5 separate regions of the Homo sapiens genome follow, and regions 1, 2, 3 and 4 are each linked to region 5. The links are chromatin contacts, found by Hi-C or POLR2A ChIA-PET in ENCODE. All regions are on one chromosome and are shown on one strand. The core of a region is the stretch at or near the end of the contact, and the rest is flanking DNA. Distances in the headings are between cores, read along the strand shown. Region 1 has its middle 71 kb from the start of RNF38. Region 2 has its middle 9.3 kb from the start of SPATA31G1. Region 3 holds the start of GNE (glucosamine (UDP-N-acetyl)-2-epimerase/N-acetylmannosamine kinase). Region 4 holds the start of SIGMAR1 (sigma non-opioid intracellular receptor 1). Region 5 holds the start of TESK1 (testis associated actin remodelling kinase 1).

Evidence for each region. Hi-C counts contacts between places; a loop is a spot of excess contacts on that map. ChIA-PET counts read pairs that join two places held with the same protein, here RNA polymerase II (POLR2A). Pooled maps may share reads with other maps.
Region 1: a loop to region 5 is called in a pooled map, with 5 times the contacts of the local background. The contact joins the enhancer-like site here to the promoter of TESK1 in region 5. A Hi-C loop is called at or near these places in 1 of 37 single-sample maps with no recorded cell type and 10 of 50 pooled maps.
Region 2: a loop to region 5 is called in a pooled map, with 2.2 times the contacts of the local background. The contact joins the enhancer-like site here to the promoter of TESK1 in region 5. A Hi-C loop is called at or near these places in 1 of 50 pooled maps. POLR2A ChIA-PET finds 5 or more read pairs at or near these places in 4 of 52 experiments (A673, WTC11, activated T-cell and 1 more).
Region 3: a map of naive thymus-derived CD4-positive, alpha-beta T cell shows a loop between it and region 5 (12-fold over the local background). The contact joins the promoter of GNE here to the promoter of TESK1 in region 5. A Hi-C loop is called at or near these places in 1 of 168 maps with a recorded cell type or tissue (naive thymus-derived CD4-positive, alpha-beta T cell) and 8 of 50 pooled maps. POLR2A ChIA-PET finds 5 or more read pairs at or near these places in 1 of 52 experiments (naive thymus-derived CD4-positive, alpha-beta T cell).
Region 4: a loop to region 5 is called in a map of naive thymus-derived CD4-positive, alpha-beta T cell, with 4 times the contacts of the local background. The contact joins the promoter of SIGMAR1 here to the promoter of TESK1 in region 5. A Hi-C loop is called at or near these places in 2 of 168 maps with a recorded cell type or tissue (CD4-positive, alpha-beta memory T cell and naive thymus-derived CD4-positive, alpha-beta T cell), 1 of 37 single-sample maps with no recorded cell type and 8 of 50 pooled maps. POLR2A ChIA-PET finds 5 or more read pairs at or near these places in 1 of 52 experiments (MCF 10A).

Annotation. Positions count from the first base shown.
Region 1 is chr9:36,469,821-36,472,520 of GRCh38, reverse strand. It overlaps a transcript of RNF38 not described here. Among named protein-coding and RNA genes, the nearest start is that of RNF38, 71 kb to the right of the region's middle. Within about 2 kb of position 1,405, at least 30 of the 41 ENCODE cell types and tissues checked have a DNase peak (open chromatin) inside an H3K27ac peak, as active enhancers do.
Region 2 is chr9:35,050,146-35,052,845 of GRCh38, reverse strand. No RefSeq gene overlaps it. Among named protein-coding and RNA genes, the nearest start is that of SPATA31G1, 9.3 kb to the right of the region's middle. Within about 2 kb of position 1,250, at least 2 of the 41 ENCODE cell types and tissues checked have a DNase peak (open chromatin) inside an H3K27ac peak, as active enhancers do.
Region 3 is chr9:36,257,146-36,259,845 of GRCh38, reverse strand. GNE (glucosamine (UDP-N-acetyl)-2-epimerase/N-acetylmannosamine kinase) reads left to right here and starts at 1,398. Exons shown (of 12, transcript NM_005476.7): 1 at 1,398-1,525. It overlaps LOC124902150 (a long non-coding RNA gene), which reads right to left and starts at 1,236. Exons shown (of 3, transcript XR_007061473.1): 1 at 1,095-1,236. RefSeq lists an enhancer at 968-1,197 and a silencer at 1,498-1,657.
Region 4 is chr9:34,636,385-34,639,084 of GRCh38, reverse strand. It overlaps SIGMAR1 (sigma non-opioid intracellular receptor 1), which reads left to right and starts at 1,298. Exons shown (of 4, transcript NM_005866.4): 1 at 1,298-1,538; 2 at 1,665-1,865; 3 at 1,996-2,088. The coding sequence starts at 1,388. RefSeq lists a silencer at 1,059-1,548.
Region 5 is chr9:35,603,835-35,606,534 of GRCh38, reverse strand. It overlaps TESK1 (testis associated actin remodelling kinase 1), which reads right to left and starts at 1,273. Exons shown (of 10, transcript NM_006285.3): 1 at 697-1,273; 2 at 430-551; 3 at 250-298. The coding sequence starts at 915. RefSeq lists silencers at 408-667, 449-743, 678-847, 868-1,167, 1,198-1,447 and an enhancer at 1,928-2,037.

The DNA of each region.
Region 1 (2,700 bases), core at 156-2,655, 870 kb before region 5:
CTGCTGGCCAGGGATGTCCAATCTTTTGTCTTCTCTGGGCCATGTTGAAAGAATTGTCTTGGACCACACATGAAATACACTTGAAGAAATTTATGAATTTGTGTTGGGCTGCATTGAAAGCCATCCTGGGCTATGGGTTAGAGAAGCTTGGTTTATGGATACCTAGGAAGGAAAAATGAATTCTCTGCCTTTCATAATTACTAAACTGTGGAATTCATAGGAGGAAGACATTGATTCTATACAGGCAGGATAAAAGCTGATTAATCCAGATAATTGAAGAGTTTCTACACACTCACTGTTCTTAGTTTTTAAAATAACCTTAGGTTTAGACCATATCTAGAGATTGATATGTTTGGTGGCTCTTAAGACATTGTTGACTGTCTTTGCTAATGGCAGGAATGTAAGTCAAGAACTCTTGTAATCGAATTATCTAATATTTTTATTAAAACTGCATATATAGTTGAAAACAAATTGTTATTTTAAAATTGTTTTTTTAAAATTGATATTTTAAAGCTTCAAGTAAAAGCTACCATTATTTGCTAAAAAAAAGAAACATTCCTCTTCCCCAAACAAATCCAAGAAGCAAAGCAAGAAGTGAAAAGATTTGACTTTTTAAAGTGAATTTGTAAATTGGATGCGGTGGCTCACCTGTAATCCCAGCTACTTGGGAGGCTGAGGTGGGAGGATGACTTGAGGCCAGATGTTTGAGACCATCCCAGGCAACATAGCAAGACTCCATTTCTAAAAAGAAGTAAAGTAAATTTATGTGCAACTCATAAATTCTGTGTTGAGATAAAAACTGAAGTTACAATTTGACTCTGGAATGTTTAGTTAGTACTATACATCTTTTGAGTCTAATTGACAGGGTGAGTTTTGTTTTGTTATTTTGAGATAAGAGTCACTATTTTGCCCAGGCTGGCCTGGAACTCCTGGGCTCAGGCGATCACTTCAGTCTCTGGAGTAGCTGGGATTACCGCTTCAGAAGTGATTTTGACAAGTTATTCTGGAACTGTGTTGGAGAAGTTTAAAAAAGGTTGGGGTGGGAGTCGAAATCAAACTAGTTTTACCATACCAGGATCTTTTTGTAGCACATTTGAGATGTAAACATGTTTCCTTTTGAAATTTGGTAGAATAGTTATATTATTTTTCCCAATGCTATGTGATTAAAAACACAAGGCTCAAATTTATTTTTAAGGCTTGATTAAAACCTCTTGTTTCTATGGAAGAAAAGTTATTAAATTGAAAGGGGGCTTTAGAAATTTTAATTCCAAGATTGCTTTAAGAAGAGAGAGGCAAGTCAAATTGGATATGGGCCTCACAGAATTGACCTTGCTACTTCCTGGGTCTGGGAAACTGAGGGGGCTATGTTGCATTGGGGCGGGGCGGAAGCCTGGTAGGAGCTAGAAGTGAAACTGGAAGTGCCTTAAAAAAGCACATCGTTGTGTTAGGCTGAGTCAAGCTGGAATGAGCAGTGAGACAGTACAATTCTTAGGCATAAATATGTACGTAGTTCACCTGTAGATTTGCTGGAAGAGCCGACATGTTTGCAGTACCACAGACCAGAGAAGTCTCAGTGGAGGAAAATGAGAGAGAAGCAAAGGGAGAGATGGAGTTAGGGGCCTTCGGGTTCAGATTTTGAAATAAAATCTATGAGTCTTTGAGGGAGGCAGCAGGAAGTTAAAGGTGGAATACTGGAAATAGTTTTCCTTCCTCCATGCTGTATGGAGATGGGGGCTGCTGCATGGAAGTGGGGGCTAGATGTTGGTGAAGGTGTCCTTGTTCGAGCAGAGAAGGTAAGGTATATCCCCTTGGTTGGTTTGTTTTAAGGTGACAGATTCCTGCTACAATATTAGCAATACAAACAAAGGTTAGACAATCTTGTTAATTTTATTATGCCTGGGGTTAAAATTGAAATTCCCTTATTTTAAAAGAAAAATAGCTTATAACATAACAGTGACATCTAAGCGGAATAAATTTCCATGGCAGTTTAATGGTAGTTGTGTGCTTTCTGTCACACACACAACATACTCTTGTCTAACTAGGGCATGCAGTGCTGTTTTTCCCACAGGATTGGTAAGTGATAGATTCATATTCAAAGAGAGAAAAACCACTGCTCTTTCAGTGGGCCTCCCCTACTTCCCATTCCCAGAAACCACTCAGACACTGTGTGGATGGGTGCGAAGCATTATGGATTGGGGCTTATGGTTTGTGGCCCTGAGGTAGACCAGGGGGATCTTGTTAAAATGCCGATTTCTGGCAAGGCATCAGGTGATGGTGAAGAAAGTTTTGAGTACCAGGAGGTAGAGTAGTGGTTCTTAGACTTTAAAAGCTGGACACCCCCACCAGTGCTTTTGATTCACCTCACTGGGTGGGGCCTGCAGATTTCATTTTAAACAGGTTCCTAGGTGATGCTAATGCACATGAAGGGCAGGGTGTGTTCTGAGAGCCACTGTGGTGGAGTAGAAACAACCGAGGAGAATCAAGCCCATCCATCTCATCCTGGCTTCTTGAGCATTATTTCCTTTTTCTTTGTTTTTGTTTTGAGACAGGGTTTCACTCTGTCACTCAGGCTAGAGTGCAGTGGCATGATCCTGGCTCACTGCAGTCTCGATCTCCCCAGGCTCCAGTGACCCTCCCTCCACAGCCTCCCAAGTAGCTGGGACTACAGGTGGGTGCCACTACTCCCGGCTAATTTTTTGT
Region 2 (2,700 bases), core at 1-2,500, 550 kb after region 5:
GTACTCCATCTCAGCTCAGTGCAACTTCTGCCTCCCGGGCTCAAGTGATTCTCCTGCTTCAAGCCTCCCAAGTAGCTGGGATTGCAGGCATGCACCACCACACCTCTGGCTAATTTTTGTATTTTTAGTAGAGATGGGGTTTCACCCATGTTGGCCAGGCTGGTCTCAAACTCCTGACCTCAGATGATCCACCCACCTCAGCCTCCCAAAGTGCTGGGATTTCAGGCATGAGCTGCTGCACCAGGCCTCGAGTTGATTTTTGTATAAGGTAAGAGATGAGGATCCAGTTTCATTCTTCTACATGTGAGTTGCCAGTTATACCTGTATAGCTGTGAACAAGGTGATAGCTCTTTTGGGGCCTCAAGTTTCTTAGTCTGACAAAATGATTGAAAAATGCTTTCTAAACTGTGGAAGCCTGCATACTTAAACCAAGAGGCAAATTGTATAGGCAGTCCATCTTTCCCCTCACATTATACCTAGAAAGAAACTGGAATGTGATCTTACCGTAGCTGATCACTTTATATAGGGTAAACACTGCGATTAGAGGTTGGGTTTCAGACCAAGAATGTGGTATCAAATAGAGGACCAGCAGTATGCCATAGAGGCAAAAACAAAGATGGAACAACATATCTAATGTCTTAAACTATGTTTATATTTGGCCAGGCGCGGTGGCTCACGTCTGTAATCCCAGCACTTTGGGAGGCTGAGGCGGGTGGATCACGAGGTCAGAAGATCGAGACCATCCTGGCTAACACAGTGAAACCCCGTCTACACTAAAAATACAAAAAATTAGCTGGGTGGTGGCAGGCACCTGTAGTCCCAGCTACTCGGGAGGCTGAGGCAGGAGAATGGCATGAACCCGGGAGGCGGAGCTTGCAGTGAGCCTGGGCGACAGATGGAGACTCCGTCTCAAAAAAAAAAAAAAAAATCGATCTATCTATATATATCTAGATAGATCGATCTAAGGTACTGATCCTACAAATTCCCCTGAAAGTTCAGTGGACACAATGCCCGTGAAGGATGCAGGTCTTCCATTTCAGCTGAACTGTGGCAAGTGTCAAATGGTTTGCTAACCCTTGCTCAGCCCCACAACCCACTAGGAGCTTTAAAATACTTAATATAGGATTTGGATTTTTTTTTTTATAAAGCTACTCAGATAAGTGTGAACTCACGTTCCCATGTAAAATGGAAATTCAGAATTGCATTGTCTTTGGAGACCATAGTAGTGGGAGAGGGAAAAGTACCTTTAGTTCCACCCTTGGCCAGCAGGTGGTGAGTTTTGGACTCAGACCCTGTTGACAGGTTTGAGCTAAATAAAGCTTTGGAACAGAACAGTGACACTAGTGAGAGGAATCAAGGAAGCAGCATGTACCTTCTGACTGGCTGATTCTCAACCAAATATACAGAGTAGAGGGAATATGATAGAGTGGAAAGAGCACTGGATTGAGAATTTGAGCTTGACCTCAGAGAACCTCATGTTAAAGCCTTACTATCAGGAAACAGAAGCTATCAACAAGGCACACAGTGTTAATGGGGCTGCAAGGAAGGCAATGCCATGTAAAATACGGTTTCTAGGCCTTAAAGGAAGGTGGGAAACTTGATGTGGAGAAGTGGAGGAGAACAGTTTGAGGCACAGGTCAGAAAGTACAGCACTTGCTCATAAAGCTTAAAGTTAGACTAGCAACAAGAGTCCTGGGGTAAATTTGGAGAGATCAGGAACCATGTTGTGAAGACCCTCAAATGCCAGGACTGAACTTTCTTACAGGTGTGGGTCATCTGGAGGATTCAGGCAAGAAAGTGACATAGGCTTCAGCGTTAAATAATTCAATTTATTTCTTGTGGCAAAAAAAAAAAAATCCAAATAATTCATCCAACGGTTTCCAAGTGTACAGTACAATATTGTCAATCACATGTACGTGGTTATGCGTAGACACTTTACATTAAATAACCTTTTATTTTTATAGAAGCAGTAATGTGCATTGTAGAAATTTAGAAAAATAGGCCAGGGCGTGGTGGCTCACACTGGTAATCCCAGCATTTTGGGAGGCCAAGGCAAGCAGATCGCTTTAGCTTGGGAGTTTGAGACCAGACTGGGCAACTTGGTAAGACCTCATCTCTACAAAAAATACAAAAATTAGCTGGGTATGGTTGTGTGTGCTGGTAGTCCTAGCTACTTGGGAGGCTGAGGTAGGAAGATCACTTGAGCTCAGGAGGTAGAGGCCACAGTGAACAGTGATCTTACCACTGCACTTCAGCCTGGGTGACAGAATGAGACCCTGTCTAAGAAAGAAATTGGTAAAAATATAAGCAAAATTAAAAAAATATTTCCAATAACCAGAGGTCATCACTGTTTTAATAACTTTAGTGCATATGTTTCTGGATCTTTTTTGTGTATGTGTACGTGTCTATACATGTGGTATTTTTAAACCCAAATTGAGATCATACTGCATTATAACTTTTTCGTTTTGGTCAGTATCTTTTTTTTTTTTTTTTTTGAGATGGAGTCTTGCTGTGTTGCCCAGGCTAGAGTCCAGTGGTGAGATCTCGGCTCACTGCAAGCTCCACCTCTTGGGTTCACGCCATTCTCCTGCCTCAGCCTCCCTAGTAGCTGGGACTACAGGCACCCACCACCAAGCCCGGCTAATTTTTTTGTATTTTTGGTAGAGACAGGGTTTCACCATGTTAGCCAGGATGGTCTCG
Region 3 (2,700 bases), core at 149-2,648, 650 kb before region 5:
CTACTAAAAATACAAAAATTAGCCGGGCATGGTGGTGTGTGCCTGTAATCCCAGCTACTCGGGAGGCTAAGGCAGGAGAATTGCTTGAACCTGGGAGGTGGAGGTTTCAGTGAGCTGAGATCGTACCACTGTACTCCAGCCTGGGCGATAGAGTGGGACCCTGTCTCAAAAACAAACAAACAAACAAAAAAGAAATCTGATAGCACTTCCTTGCAAAAATCCCTTAATGTCTTTTCTTTTGTGGCTAATGTGACCTTTTCGTGGCTCCAAGCTAGCCACAGGAGAACTAAGAGTTCATAAGTATTTTACAAATTAGAGCTTCATTATTAATTGAAATGCATCACAAACTGCAGTTTGATGAGATTTGAAATTTGCTGTACAGCAAGAAATCTCAATGAACTGTTAGACTTAGTTTCACCTGTGGTAAATTTTTAATGGTTGTAAAAAAAAAAAGATGTTAATATTTTGTATCATCAACTTCATTCAAAGTTTCTTGTCAATGGTGACTCAGGAATCTGTTGCCCAGGTTGGTCTCGAACTCCTGGCCTCAAGCTAGCCTTCTCACTTGGCTTCCTAAAATGCTGGGAGTGACTCAGAAATTTGAAAGGGTCATTAAAAAGTCTTAAAGCCTGATTCGGTGGCATGGTCCTGTAGTCCCAGCTACTCAGAAGGCTGAAGCCAGAAAAGATGGCTTGAGGCCAGGAGCTCGAGTGCTGCCTGGACAACATAGTGAGACCCTTGTCTCAAAAACAACAGCAACCCAAAGTCTTATTTATCTTCAGGAGCTGCGCAAGCCCTTTACCACCGCCACGTTTCTCCCTGGATGTCCCTAGGCCTCGGGACTGGCTGGGAGTTCCCTGTAGTGGAGGCCGCCGCTGAACTGATTATAAAGATGAGAGAGGCTCTGCCATGCCTTGGTCATCAATTCACACTCCACCAGTGTCTTCTAGCAGTCACGGCAAGGGTTAACGTCAGGGACCGCTGTGGGGTGGCCGCGCTACACGACAGTATAGTTGCGGTCCTGGTTTATGAAATAACTGAGGGAACAAGAGGCGCAAGAAATCCCTCCTTGGGTGCAAGACCAAAACAACTACCCAGCGGGAAGACTCGGGCTTCAGTGCGTGTGTCGCCAGTGGAGGAGGACGCTTCGGGGCGGGAGCACAAGCTGGCAGGACAGCCCCGCAGCAGCTCCAGCGCGGCAGAGGCCATGGAAGATGGTCCGCTGGTCAGCACCCTGCCTGCGCCTCAAAATACCGCCGGGAAGGTGGGGGACGGGGACGGGAGCAGCCAATCACGCGAGCTCTCTCGGGTGGCGTCAGGGCGCGATCGCGGATTCGGCACTCCGGGTGGGCGTGGCTGGGCGAGCGAGGAGTGGGGACAAGGTCGAGCGACGAGTCGTCTACCCGCGCGCCCGAGCGCGGAAACCGAGGGGCAGGCTCGCGCTCTGCCTGCTTCGTGGCGCTTGGTTCGTCCCTCGCCCGAGGAGCGCGGTGGCGGCGTGGGAGGGAGCCTCTGACGGCGTCTGGTGAGAGCCGCGCGGCGGCGTGGGACTCCGGGAGAGCATCCTGCCCACCCCCAGGGCCGCCTCCCCCGGCCTCCTGCCCCAGGCCTCCCCTCCCCGGCCGCTTTCCACCCCACCGCGCCCCGAGGCCCACACTGGACCCGGCTCTCGCCCAATGTCCTGCAGGCCTCACCATAGGGCACCTCTTTGGCCCAATTCAGGGCTCCGCCGTGTGGCTCGGGGTGGGCCCTGATGAGCAGGGGAGGGGATGTAGAGGGAGGCCCAGGTTGACTTGTCCCCTGGAACAGTGCTGTCCAATCAGGGGGGATGCTGACTGTCCCGTTAGGAGCGGGGCGGGGCGAGAGAGGGTGGAGAACTGCCTGGCAGGCGAGCTGTCCTGGCGTGAAAAGGCTGGGCTAAAAGGTCCCCTCCCTGCTCTGAGTCTACATTCTGAGTCTGGGCTTCCTTGTATATTTGAGAAACGTTAATTCCCCGCCCTCACCCCAATTTTTTTTTTTTTTTTTTTTTTTTTTTTTTTTTTTGAGACTGAGTCTCGCTCTGTCGCCCAGGCTGGAGTGCAGTGGCGCGATCTCGGCTCACTGCAAGCTCCGCCTCCCAGGTTCACGCCATTCTCCTGCCTCAGCCTCCCGAGTAGCTGGGACTACAGGCGCCCACCACCACGCCCGGCTAATTTTTTGTATTTTTAGTAGAGACGGGGTTTCACCATGTTAGCCAGGATGGTCTCGATCTCCTGACCTCGTGATCCGCCCACCTCGGCCTCCCAAAGTGCTGGGATTACAGGCGTGAGCCACCGCGCCCGGCCCCTCCCCCCAGTTTTACGCTTGTAAAATTGTTAGAACACAAGAACGTATTTTTTACTACTCTGGTAGGAGGGGTGGGGTACAGTTTCGCAGTATAGGTAACTCGTTAACCCAACTGTAGGAGCGCCGCAGTTGAAGCCAAACCGAATTATAGCGTCGGAATGGGGCCCTGACTTTCAGACAGCTTTATATAGCTCTTTCCTTCTTATTCCTTTGAGTCCCATCCTCATTGCACTGATGAAAGGGCGATTTATCATGTTTTCGAGGAAGATTTGTACTCATGGATGTTTATGGAATGAACAGACACAAGGCAAACACTGGGTGTGGGACAGTGTTCTGAGCGCTGAAGTCATTCAGACAAGGGTTTGATTTTCGGTT
Region 4 (2,700 bases), core at 49-2,548, 970 kb after region 5:
TACAGAGATTTTAAGTAAACTGCCCAAGATCAGACAACTAGTAGGTAGCAGGAGCCAGGCCTTGAACTCAGGCAGTCCAGCTCCAGAGTTTATTTCTTAATCACTGCACAATGCTACCTCTTTTCTCTTTTGTTTCTTTTCCTTTTTGCTTTCTTCTTCCTCTGCCTACCCTTTGCTGTTGGTGCTCTCCAGGGCTCTGTCTTTAGCCTTATCTTACTCTATTCTCTCTCCCTGTGAGATTTCATCCATTCTTAGAGGTTTTCTGTAGACTCTCCAGTGAGATCTCTAAGCTGGGGAGTAGGACCATTGTTTCTAGCCATATCCCTAATGGCCACCACAGAACTTGGCACATACAAGTGCCAACAAAGTATCTGAATGAATGACAACTCCCAGCTCTATCTCCAGACTGGAGCTGAGCTTCGAGACCTGGACACTCAACTGCCCACTAGACATGCAAAGGATGTTAGCCAAATAAGGGGAAAGTGGGGATAGGATAAAGGGGGAAAGAGTATTCCAGGAAGAAGAGATCAAGCCCTGCCAACTCCATTTCCAGAGTTGTTAAGCTCATTTCTTTCTTCCATCTCCACTGACACAGACCTTCCCTCTTACCTGGCCCACAGTCATGGTCTCCCTGACTCATCTTGCTCCCCTCCACTCGACAGTCCTGTGCCACTCGGTGGCAAAATCTAATCCCCTTCCTCCCTTGCTGATAACCCTCAGCTGGTTTACAAGGCCTCCTCTCACATTTTGTGCCGCAGAACAGAGAAGGAATTGTAGGCCCCTGAAGACCCCAAGCTGTCTCTCCTCGGAGGCCTTTGCTCTAGGGGCTGGTCCCTGTGGGCTGGCATGCCCCTTCTGCGAGCTCTTAAAGACACTGCTCAGGTGTCACCGCCTCTGGAATGCCCACCCTGGGGCTCCCAGCTTGAACTGCCTCCTCTCCGCTTCAGTCCTGGTAAAGGCGGGCCTTAACAATCGTTGAGTCCCAGAAGGCTTCACTTCCGGGCTCGTCTGCTTCACCAGCCAGTGAGCTCGGGCGAGCCCGTCCATTCTGGGTCTCACTATCCCCACACCTATCCGTATGTAGAGTGGCGCTAGCTAGGTCAGACCTCGCCTGAAGACCCTGACATCTGCCGCTGGGCGACTTGGCCCCGCCCCCTTGCCTCCCTTGCGCGGCACCGCCCCACTCCTCCGTGCTCCCCCCGAGGAAATGGTTCAACCGAAGGGCGGTGCCAAGGTGCCCGGGCCGCTCCGATTGGTCAGGGCGAGCCGTACCACGGCGGTGGCGGGGGAGCGCTTCGTGGGCAGCCGGCGGGCTCCGAGGCCGTGAGCGCAAAGCCTCAGGCCCCGGCTCCCTCCTGAGCTGCGCCGTGCCAGGCCGCCCGCCGGGATGCAGTGGGCCGTGGGCCGGCGGTGGGCGTGGGCCGCGCTGCTCCTGGCTGTCGCAGCGGTGCTGACCCAGGTCGTCTGGCTCTGGCTGGGTACGCAGAGCTTCGTCTTCCAGCGCGAAGAGATAGCGCAGTTGGCGCGGCAGTACGCTGGTGAGCGGGCAGAGGGCAGGGAGGGGAGCGGCCGGCCTGGGAGCGGAGCCTAGGGTTCCGAAGGCGCCATCCCCGGACCTAGGACCGGTGCCAGCCCTGACTCCGCCGCCCCTCTGCCTCCGCCAGGGCTGGACCACGAGCTGGCCTTCTCTCGTCTGATCGTGGAGCTGCGGCGGCTGCACCCAGGCCACGTGCTGCCCGACGAGGAGCTGCAGTGGGTGTTCGTGAATGCGGGTGGCTGGATGGGCGCCATGTGCCTTCTGCACGCCTCGCTGTCCGAGTATGTGCTGCTCTTCGGCACCGCCTTGGGCTCCCGCGGCCACTCGGGTCAGTGCTAGCGGCGGGCCAGACTGGGAGGCTGGGGTTGTAAAGGGGCCCATGCCCTCCTTTCTGATGTTTGGCTGGGCCATGCAATGGCGCGAATACCCTGATAGTGTCATGTGCGATTGTCACTCAGGGCGCTACTGGGCTGAGATCTCGGATACCATCATCTCTGGCACCTTCCACCAGTGGAGAGAGGGCACCACCAAAAGTGAGGTCTTCTACCCAGGTGGGTAAGAAGGCTCTGTCAGAGAAGTGGGTCCCTTCACGCGGGGGGTGCCCACAATTGCGGGGAGCATGGCATGGAAAAGGAGTGTGTTGGGGGGGCCCTCCTCATGGTTCCCTTCCTCCACCCTCCCATAAGCCACAGGTGATTGGTTGGGGCAGAGCTGAGGGACTCTTGCTTTCCTCTGTCAAGGGGAAACAAAACATAACAACTTCCTATTAAACATGTCTGATTTTTATCTGCCCAGGCACAATTTTGCCCAGACAGTATTCCAACAACTGTTGGGGAGACAATGGGTAATCAGAAATGCTCTCAATACCCCAAAAGACAAGACAGACAGTTATCTTTTTATTTGTTTGTTTTTTGAGATGGAGTCTTGCTCAGTCGCCCAGGCTGGCGTGCAGTGGCGCGATCTCGGCTCACTGCAAGCTCCGCTTCCCGGGTTCACGCCATTCTCCTGCCTCAGCCTCCCGAGTAGCTGGGACTACAGGCGCCCGCCACCACGCCCGGCTAATTTTTTTTGTATTTTTAGTAGAGACGGGGTTTCACCATACCAGCCAGGATGGTCTCGATCTCCTGACCTCGTGATCCACCCGCCTCGGCCTCCCAAAGTTC
Region 5 (2,700 bases), core at 24-2,523:
ACAGATAGAGAACATTTCCGTCACTGAAGAAAATTCTATTGGACAGCACTGTTCTAGGGGATACAGAGAATAAGACCAGTTGAGGCCTTTTATATGTGGTTTGCCTAAAGGAAAGTTCAGGAAAGCCTCCCCTGAGAGGAGATCCTGTTGCCTCTCACTAGTCCTCCGTAGATCCACCAGGCCTGTTGACTCCCTTTATCCTTGGGGGTGAAGGGGGGTGGGGATCCCTCCTTCCTGGCCTATCCTCACCTCTGTAAGAGCGTGCAGCTGTCCCTGGTGCACACAGACTCCCATGAACCTGCAAGAGGATGGGGAAGATAGAAGGATAGGCTATTAAAGGCCTCAGCTCCTCCTCAGTTCCACTTTTCCCGCGGGATCTTTCCCTTTCTCTCCCGCCCAGCAAGCTGCCCAGAGACTGGGGCCGCTCACCTTAGGATGTTGGGGTGCCTGAGCCGGTTCATCAGCTGCACTTCCCGTAGTGTGTTGCCCCGGTTACTGGGGAGCTTGTTCATCTTCAGCACCATGACTTGCCCTGACTGTCGGTGCCGAACCTGGGGGCAGGAGCAGCCGGCGAGGGCCGGGCAGGTCGGGCGGGTCGCCGGAGTCTGGACCCTCTTCCCCGCACTCCCGGCCCCCTAGTTTCAGCCTCTGGTTGAAGGCTCGGTCCCGCCCCTCTGCCCTCTCGGCCGGTCCTACCTTGTAGACCTCAGAGAAGAAGCCGGCCCCGATCTTCTCCGCGCAGTGAAAATCGTCCACACGCGCCAGGCTAGACACGGCGCTGCGGAGAGCCCGGTAGGAGGAGGGGCGGCCCCGGCCCGGGCCTCCGCCCGTGCCCCCCGGCCCCGGGGGCCCCTCCCCCGGCACCTCTCCAGGCCCGGGCCCAGGGCCCCGCAGTGGGGGCCGTTCCCCGGCCATGGCCGGGCCCCCAGCCCGGGCCTGCCTCACATGGCAGGGTCCCCAGGGCCCGGGCAGGCCGCGCTTGCCATGGGCGCGGGCCCAGCCCGATCCCGGGCGCCCGGACTCCGGCTCCCGCCCTGAGAATGGAAGATCCGCCGAAGATCCTGGACCCGCCCCCGCCGCGCCGGCTGGCTGGGCCCGGGTGGACGCCGCGCCGCTCCGCTCCGCGCAGGGCCTGGGCTTGGGCCTGGACCGGGCGGTGGCGGTGACGGTGGCGGCAGCGCTCCGGGGCGCCGGCGGGCTGGCTTGCCGCGGGCGGAGGCGGGCGGGCGGGCGGGCGGCGGCTGCTCCGCTTAGCCGCCGGGGATCAGGCTCCGCGGCCTGCCGGGGGCGGGGCTGGGCCGGGCCTCCGCTTAACTCCTTCCAGCCCGGCCTCCCGGCAGCGGCCACGCCCCCTCAGGTGCGCACCCCCGCCTCCCCGCTTTCCGGCCGCGATGCCCTGGGCCGCCCGGGTCAAATAAGCTCCGGCCTGAGCTTGAATAACGGGAGGGAATTAAGGGCTGATGGTGCGCATGCGAAGCTTAGCTGCCCAGGGAGTCCCCTCTCCTCCCTGGGTTACTGTCCGTTGAGGGTCGGGCTCAGAAACCTGCCGGATTCCTGGGCTCCAGGGACCAACGGGGCAGAAAGGTAGGCCCCTCAGGCCCAGCCGCAATCAGAGGTAGCCTAGCAACCTGTCCACCTTCCTGGCCTGCGCCCCGGCCCAGCCTGCCCATTTCCCAGGTCTCTTCGACTCCGACACCTTGAACCTCTGGCCTCCCTAACACCTTCTACCTTCACGGGAGGTTGTGATACCCCGGGGCTATAGGAAGCCTTTGGCCGGCCCATACCCAGCTTAGCCCCGACTCCTCCTCACTTCATCCTGCCGCCTCCCAATAAAGAAGAGAGTCCAGGTCCTCCGCCCTGTGACCACCCAGCCGGGACCTCCCTCTTACTACTTTGCCCAAAAGACTCTAAGAGAGAAGCCTCCACCTGCAGGGAAGCCCGTCCTTCCGCAAGATCCCACCCCCCTCAAAGAACGCTGTCCCTCGGAGACCCCTCCCTTCCTCAGTGAGACACCTCCCTTTCGGGGGCACTTTTCCCCAGTGTGGCACTGCCACCGTCAGTGTGTCAGAACCCCTCAGTGCTGCACCCCCTTGCTCTGTGTTCCTCCCACGCAGTGAGACCCCACCTCCGAGGAAATCCACTAGTCATTGTGACCCCTCCTCTCAAGGTGACTCCTCCCCTCAGTGTGACCCAGCCCTCCTCAGTGTGAGGGTTCCGCCCTCCACGTAGGAACACGGTCTGCCCCCTAAGGCCGGAGGAGGGGCTGCAACTGGCCTCTTTAAGTCGGCGCGGTGCCTGGGTGCGCACGCAGTCTCAGGACTCCGTGCACTCGCCGTACCAGACGCTTCCGGTTCTGCCGCTGGTTCCTCCTCCGGCCTCGGCGAAATAGCCAATCATCGCTAGGGTTGGGTGGTGACACGCGATCCCGGCGGTCCACTCCGGGGCAAACGGTTTAAAAGGGCGTCGTTGAGCCGCCTGCCACCTAGCGGCGGAACGGTGGGCGGAGGGAGAGAAAGCTGCCGTCTCGAGTGCGGAGGCAGGCTGAGAGCTCCTCGAGGAAGCGAGGCTGAGTCCTGCAGGAATTCTCAAGTACTGTATTGATATTTCTGTAGTAAGCTTAAAAGAGAATTAATACAAGCACAGTCCGTATCGCGTGGGGTTACCGTCTTCCAATGGAGTCTGGTTACACGTTTATGAGAC